2 separate regions of the Homo sapiens genome follow, and region 1 is linked to region 2. The links are chromatin loops, found by intact Hi-C in ENCODE. Cell type or tissue: PC-9. All regions are shown on one strand. Each heading gives the region's core, and the rest is flanking DNA. Links, peaks and the distances in the headings are about the cores only. Region 1 has its middle 66 kb from the start of LINC01910. Region 2 overlaps RTTN (rotatin).

What was found. A loop is a pair of places that touch in the nucleus more often than their neighbours do. Peaks named below come from ENCODE experiments on the same cell type or tissue, not always from the same donor. Only the 100,000 strongest peaks of a DNase experiment are listed, where the experiment ranks them.
Region 1: it touches region 2 in a loop (7-fold over the local background); 65 of 110 quality-filtered maps call a loop at or near these places.

Annotation. Positions count from the first base shown.
Region 1 is chr18:70,449,597-70,452,520 of GRCh38, forward strand. No RefSeq gene overlaps it. Among named protein-coding and RNA genes, the nearest start is that of LINC01910, 66 kb to the left of the region's middle. In PC-9, for the core only: CTCF peaks have their summits at 1,191 and 1,391; no DNase peak of the experiment used is centred there.
Region 2 is chr18:70,194,273-70,197,196 of GRCh38, forward strand. RTTN (rotatin) reads right to left here. Exons shown (of 49, transcript NM_173630.4): 7 at 2,229-2,376. Among named protein-coding and RNA genes, the nearest start is that of RTTN, 10 kb to the right of the region's middle. RefSeq lists an enhancer at 77-126. In PC-9, for the core only: CTCF peaks have their summits at 1,755 (motif pointing right) and 1,961; a DNase peak (open chromatin) is centred at 1,749; H3K27ac peaks cover 1,019 bases.

The sequences.
Region 1 (2,924 bases), core at 153-2,652, 260 kb after region 2:
CTACAGGTGCCCGCCACCACACCCAGCTAATTTTGTATTTTTAGTGGAGACAGGGTTTTACCATGTTGGCCAGGCTGGTCTTGAACTCCTGACCTCATGTGCTCTGCCCACCTTGGCCTCCCAAAGTGCTGGGATTATAGGCATGAGCCACGGTGCCTGGCCCAAAATACTTCTTAAAAAGTGTGTAAATTAGATCACATGATTCCAGTTTCATCCAGTGGTTTCCCATTGCATTTGGGATAAGATCGAAACTCCTTGAGACCCAGAATTCTCTCTCCCTCTAATTCACTGTGCATCAGTCACGCTGGCCTTGGGGTTTCAAGACCTGCAGTCTGATCCCCATCTCTTGGCCTGAACGTCCTCAGGTCTCAGCTTAAATGGCATTTCTTTGAAGAAGCCTTCTCTGATCACTCTGCCCTGTTCTTTCAGAGCCTTTATCACAAGGTAGAGAATTGCATATCCAGGAATTTGTCTACTCACTTAACACAGCTCCATGATGGCTGGGCTTTGTTTGCTTTTGTCCAAACTTTGTCTAGAGCAATGAATGAATGAATGAATATCAGAACGTTTCAAATAAGGCTGGAACTTGGGCAATGTGTGTGATTCCGTCTTACACAACATCCCCAAATGCTGGTCCAATCATCCCCACAAGATCTCAACAGGCTACTTATAATTTTTCACCCGTATGTTCATGGTGATCCAACTCTCCTTCCCTCTGTCATGTCTTTACTTCTCATTTCTCTCAATCTTATAATGAGGACATTGCAACGATTCAGTCAATACTATTCTCTACCATCACTGTCTACAGCACAGCATTTATTTTTCATTTTTGTATTTTTACCAAAAGATGTCATGAGTGTGTATCTGACCTCTTCAGTTACAAAGTGAGAAATTGAAGACATGGTTCTCATTTTTCCTTGGCACTGAGCTCTGTGTTGAATTGAACACATGCATCCTCTCTGACATATATATAATTTTCTCCCTTCTCTTAATTTCTAGGATTGCTTTTAAATGAGGAGGCTCCAAGTTCAATTTTGCATGAAATACATATTTTTAACAAGTTGATTTTTTAACAAGTTGATATTTTTTCACATGCTGTAACCATCTGTCACTCAGTAAAGCCTAGAAATCAGACATATCAAAAACTAACCTTTTTTTTTTAAGAAGAAAATATAACCATTTTTTAAAAGACCATTATGCCCCCAGAGATTTAGGGTAATTTTGTTTTGAAGCAATACTGACCTCCTGTGGCCAGGAGAATCCTTCACTTTTTTTTTTTTTTTTTTTTTTTAAAGCAAGAGGGTTTTATTTTTTACATCCATAGAGAGGTATGGATTGACTTATTTGCATTTCTTAGCTTGCTAATTTACAAAGATTGTTATCTTTTTGGTATATCAATTTACATATGTACATTAAAATAAGTTATATCCGTTTGACCACTCTACCTTTTTACTCTTACCTAATATTCATCAAAGTGATGCAATGACTTTTTCAGCTGAGGTGCACATCGTAATTACCTAGGGAGTTGTAAAAATACATATGCCAAGAGTTTTTCTTGTAATACTTTCCCTATCATGACAGTATTTATTTTTGGCCCACAAAATTTACTGTAATTTAGTAGTGTTGATATTTTCAGTCTGTAATTCTAGTCACAAAGGCAGTACTTAGCAAAGTAACGTCTTGTTCTCTATCAATTGTGGGGCGGGGGTGGAAATGCAACCCGATGTTGTAAGACCCCGAAGTCCAGAAGATACAGTATTTCAGGTGCATTCACTCTAAGTATGCGGTTATTTCTTCCATTTGGGGCACCTTTCTCCTGTTCCTCCCATTTCTATAAACAACGCCATTTTATTAACGTCACATTTTATTTGGGGTCAGCTGCTCCTTATTTAGCTATAGCTCATTGTCCTCACCATCAATTTACATTTCAAAATACCTTACGTGTGACTCTCTCCGCCATCTGCATTTCACCACCTTTGTCTTCTGCTTCCCTGAAGATGGCGGTGGCCTCCTGGGCACCTTTTCTGCTCCTCTCCTCCTCTGCCCTCCCTGCTAGGCTCGCCCTCTCCTCTTCAGAAGCCCTCTGCCACGGATTGTCTTCTGACCAGTGGCTCCTCGTGGGTCTGTGATGATCAGGCAGAAATTGGGATAAGAGTTCAAAAATGTTTATGACAATTAGAGCAATGTTATGTATGTTTGGATCTAAGAATACAAATTTTGGCTTGTATTTTTGTAGTTGGTCTTGTTTCCACTTCGTGTTCTAGAAATTTATTTCTACCATCTATTACAGCAGCACTGGTCAGTGATGGATTGGAAGAAAACTCGCCCTTCACGACGGAAGGTTTGAGGAGCACAGCTTTACTCCTTCCTGCTGGGTTCATCCTTCCTAAGCATCCTTGTTTTGTGAATTATTCCCTTACTCAACGATTTTAATGTCTTCTCGTTTTCCATTGTATCACGTTGTATTAGTCCGTTCTCATGCTGCTAGGAAGAAATACCTGAGACTGGGTAATTTATAAAGAAAAGAGGTTTAATTGACTCAAATTCCGCGGGGCTGGGGAGACCTCAGGAAACTTACAATCATGGCAGAAGGCACCTGTTCACAGGGCTGCAGGAGAGAGGATGAGTGCCAGCAGGGGAAATGCCAGGTGCTTATAAAACCATCAGATCTCACTCACTATCATGAAAACAGCTTAGGGGAAACCACCCCCATGATTCAATTACCTCCCACAGGGTCCCTCTTGTGACACTTGGGGATTACGGGGATTACAATTCAAGGTGTGATTTTGGTGGGGACACAGCCAAACCATATCCCATGTCTAAACTCGCTGTGGAGTTTCTAGTGAATTTAACTTCAGCCCAGCTGTCCAGCCTTCTTCTTAATTCAGCTCACCAGGCTCTCCAGGGCCTTTGCTTAGGTGGAG
Region 2 (2,924 bases), core at 218-2,717:
ACGATTATTTTTAAAAAAGAAAAAAATGAACAAGTCAGTGATGATGTGGAAAAACTGGAAGCTTTATATATTGCTGATAGAAATGTAAATGGTACAGCTGCTGTGGAAAATAGTTTGGTGATTCTTCAAAAAGCTAAAGATAGAATTTCCATATGACGCAGCAATTTCACTATTATTCACTGGGTATTACCCAAAAGAATTGAAACCAGGCACTGCACAGATACTTGCATGCCAATGTTCACTGAAGCATTATTCACAACCGCCAAATGTGGGTACAACCCACATGTCCATCGACAAATGCATAGATGAATAAAATGTGGGATATACATGCAAAGGAATATTATTCAGCCATATAAAGGAATGAAGTTCTGATACAAGCTACAATGTGGATGAAGCTTGAAAACATTACAAATAAACCAGACACAAAAGGACAAATACTGTATGATTCCTCTTAGATGAGGTACCTAGAATAGACAAAATCAGAGACAGAAAGTAAATTAGAGTTTACCAGCTTTGGGGAAAGGAAAAATGAGGAATCACTGCTTAATGATTAGAGTTTCTGTTTCAGATAATGAAGAGGTTTAGAAACAGATAGTGGTGATGGCTGCACAACAATGTGAATGTTATTAATGTCACTATATTGTATACTTAAAAATGTTTATAATGGCATATTTTATATTATACCTATTTTACCCCAATTTAAAAAAAGAATTAGGTAATAAAAGCATTTACAGTCAGAGAGAGGGGGAAAAAAAACTCTCCAAGAGCTTCTCACTACACTTCAAAGAAAATATAAAATCTTTAAAAAGATCTGCAAGCCCCAATATACTCTGGCCCCTAACTACCTCTCTGATGTCACCTCATTCTCCTCTTCTGCCCAGCTCACTGCAGTCCACTCTCATGGGCTTTATTTCAGTTGCTCAAGGACATCACCCTCAGTGCTAACCTTGAGGCCTGGCCTTCCCTGGAACACTCTTCTTGCAGCTCTTCGAGTGACGATTCCTTGTCACCCTTCAGGTCACCTCCTCTGAGGGACTTTCTCTGACTATCCTAAATGAAGCTATGTTTACCCAACCACGTTGTGTCACATCACCCTTTTTATTTCCTTCAAGTACTTCTCCTTATCTCAAGCAAACTTGATTGTTTATCACCTGTCCCCAGCCTTTTAAAATAGAAGCTTTCTGAGGGACTTTCCCTGACTATCCTAAATGAAGCTATGTTTACCCAACCACATTCTGTCACATCACCCTTTTTATTTCCTTCAAGTACTTCTCCTTATCTCAAGCAAACTTGATTGTTTATCACCTGTGCCCAGCCTTTTAAAATAGAAGCTCATAAGGGCTTGGATCTTATTCGTTTGTTCAGTGTTATACTTCCCTAGAGGCTAGAATATCAGGGGCATAAAACAGGTAATAAATACATACTTATTAAATACATTAACAATTCTTCAGAGATATCAACTTTTTAAATCAACATTGTAACTCTTTTTCTGTTGAAGTATGGGGTACCCAGACGTTCTCTATTACCAGTCATTTGTACAATGCCATACCCTCTAAGATCTAGAATAAAACCAAGGTAAAGCATAAATATTCAAGTAGCACAGGATCAGTGAAACTCCCAATGAAATAGGGATTAACTATGAAACATGATGACAAATGACTATAATATTTGACTTTCGATGCAGGTTGCATTAAGCTCACAAAAATCCTAAATGGTACTGGTTTTGTCGAAGCCAGGCTGGTACTCTATTTGGCCATTAGGTGGCACTTTTTCTCTGAAGTCTCACATTGCTGCAACACTTGACTACATTGCAAGTTGCATAAAAATACTCTTCATAAAATTCAAATCAATATTTTTCAAACAAAACAATGTATTAACACTATATGTAACTTGCTAAATTGTCCAAAGTCCTACATGAATAGCCATACCAAATATCCGAGTCACTACATCCCAACAACACTATATAGAATCTCTGCAAGTTTGGGAGAAAAAAGAAAAACACCTTGTAAATATCTCTTATCCAGAAAAAAAAAAAAAGGCTCAAGAGATCATGGCAGTTTCTGTCATTCACGCAATCTGTAAAGATAATCATTTGAATACATTTAGGAGTGGGGAGTTTATGTTGTGAAAATGCGTACACAATAAACCCTAACAGTAACTATAATGGAAGGTTCCCAGAAGAATCTACAAATAACACCAGTGGCTAATGAACAGATAAAAATAAATACCGTGTTTATTGGAGAAAAAACCTGGATCTCGGTGAAAGTTAAGTCTGTTTCTTAAATACATGCACAGCTGCTGCAGGCAGGACACCGACTGTAATGCCAGGCGATGCTTTCCATCTCCAAAGGCCAGTTTCAACAGAGATAAAAGGCTCTGAAATCAAGAAGAGCCGTGAAAATTACTAAGGGAACAAAGAGCTCAACTTCAAAGCAGAATGTGGAGCTTAAGTAAGTAAGCCTAAGTGAATAATCAAGAGAAAATAAGTTGCCAAATATTTGTAAGACATAAGAAACTGAAATGGGCAAATATGACTTGGCATAAAGCAAGGAGATGGGTCAAAATAAAATAAGACAACAACATTTAAATAGAATAGTCAGTGTTTCCTATTTCTAAAATCTGTTAGTTGAGTAACCATTCTGAGAGAAGACAGAAATTATTCCCCACTCAGGACATTACATTACAGAGAACATTTTAAAAATCACAGCAAGCCCTTTTCATCTCAAGCATCTAAACCATTTAACCACATTTTAGTAATTAACAGCTTTCCTCTGCGATCATTTGCCAGCTTTGATCCTAGGTATTAACAGTTGGCACCCACTGGAGTCCATTTCAGCCCTGGGAGTGTGGAGCGAGAATGCTGAGCCATTACTGGCTGCTGTGAAGATGTTGCAATTCCCCACCCTGGATCCCTCTCTCTCTAC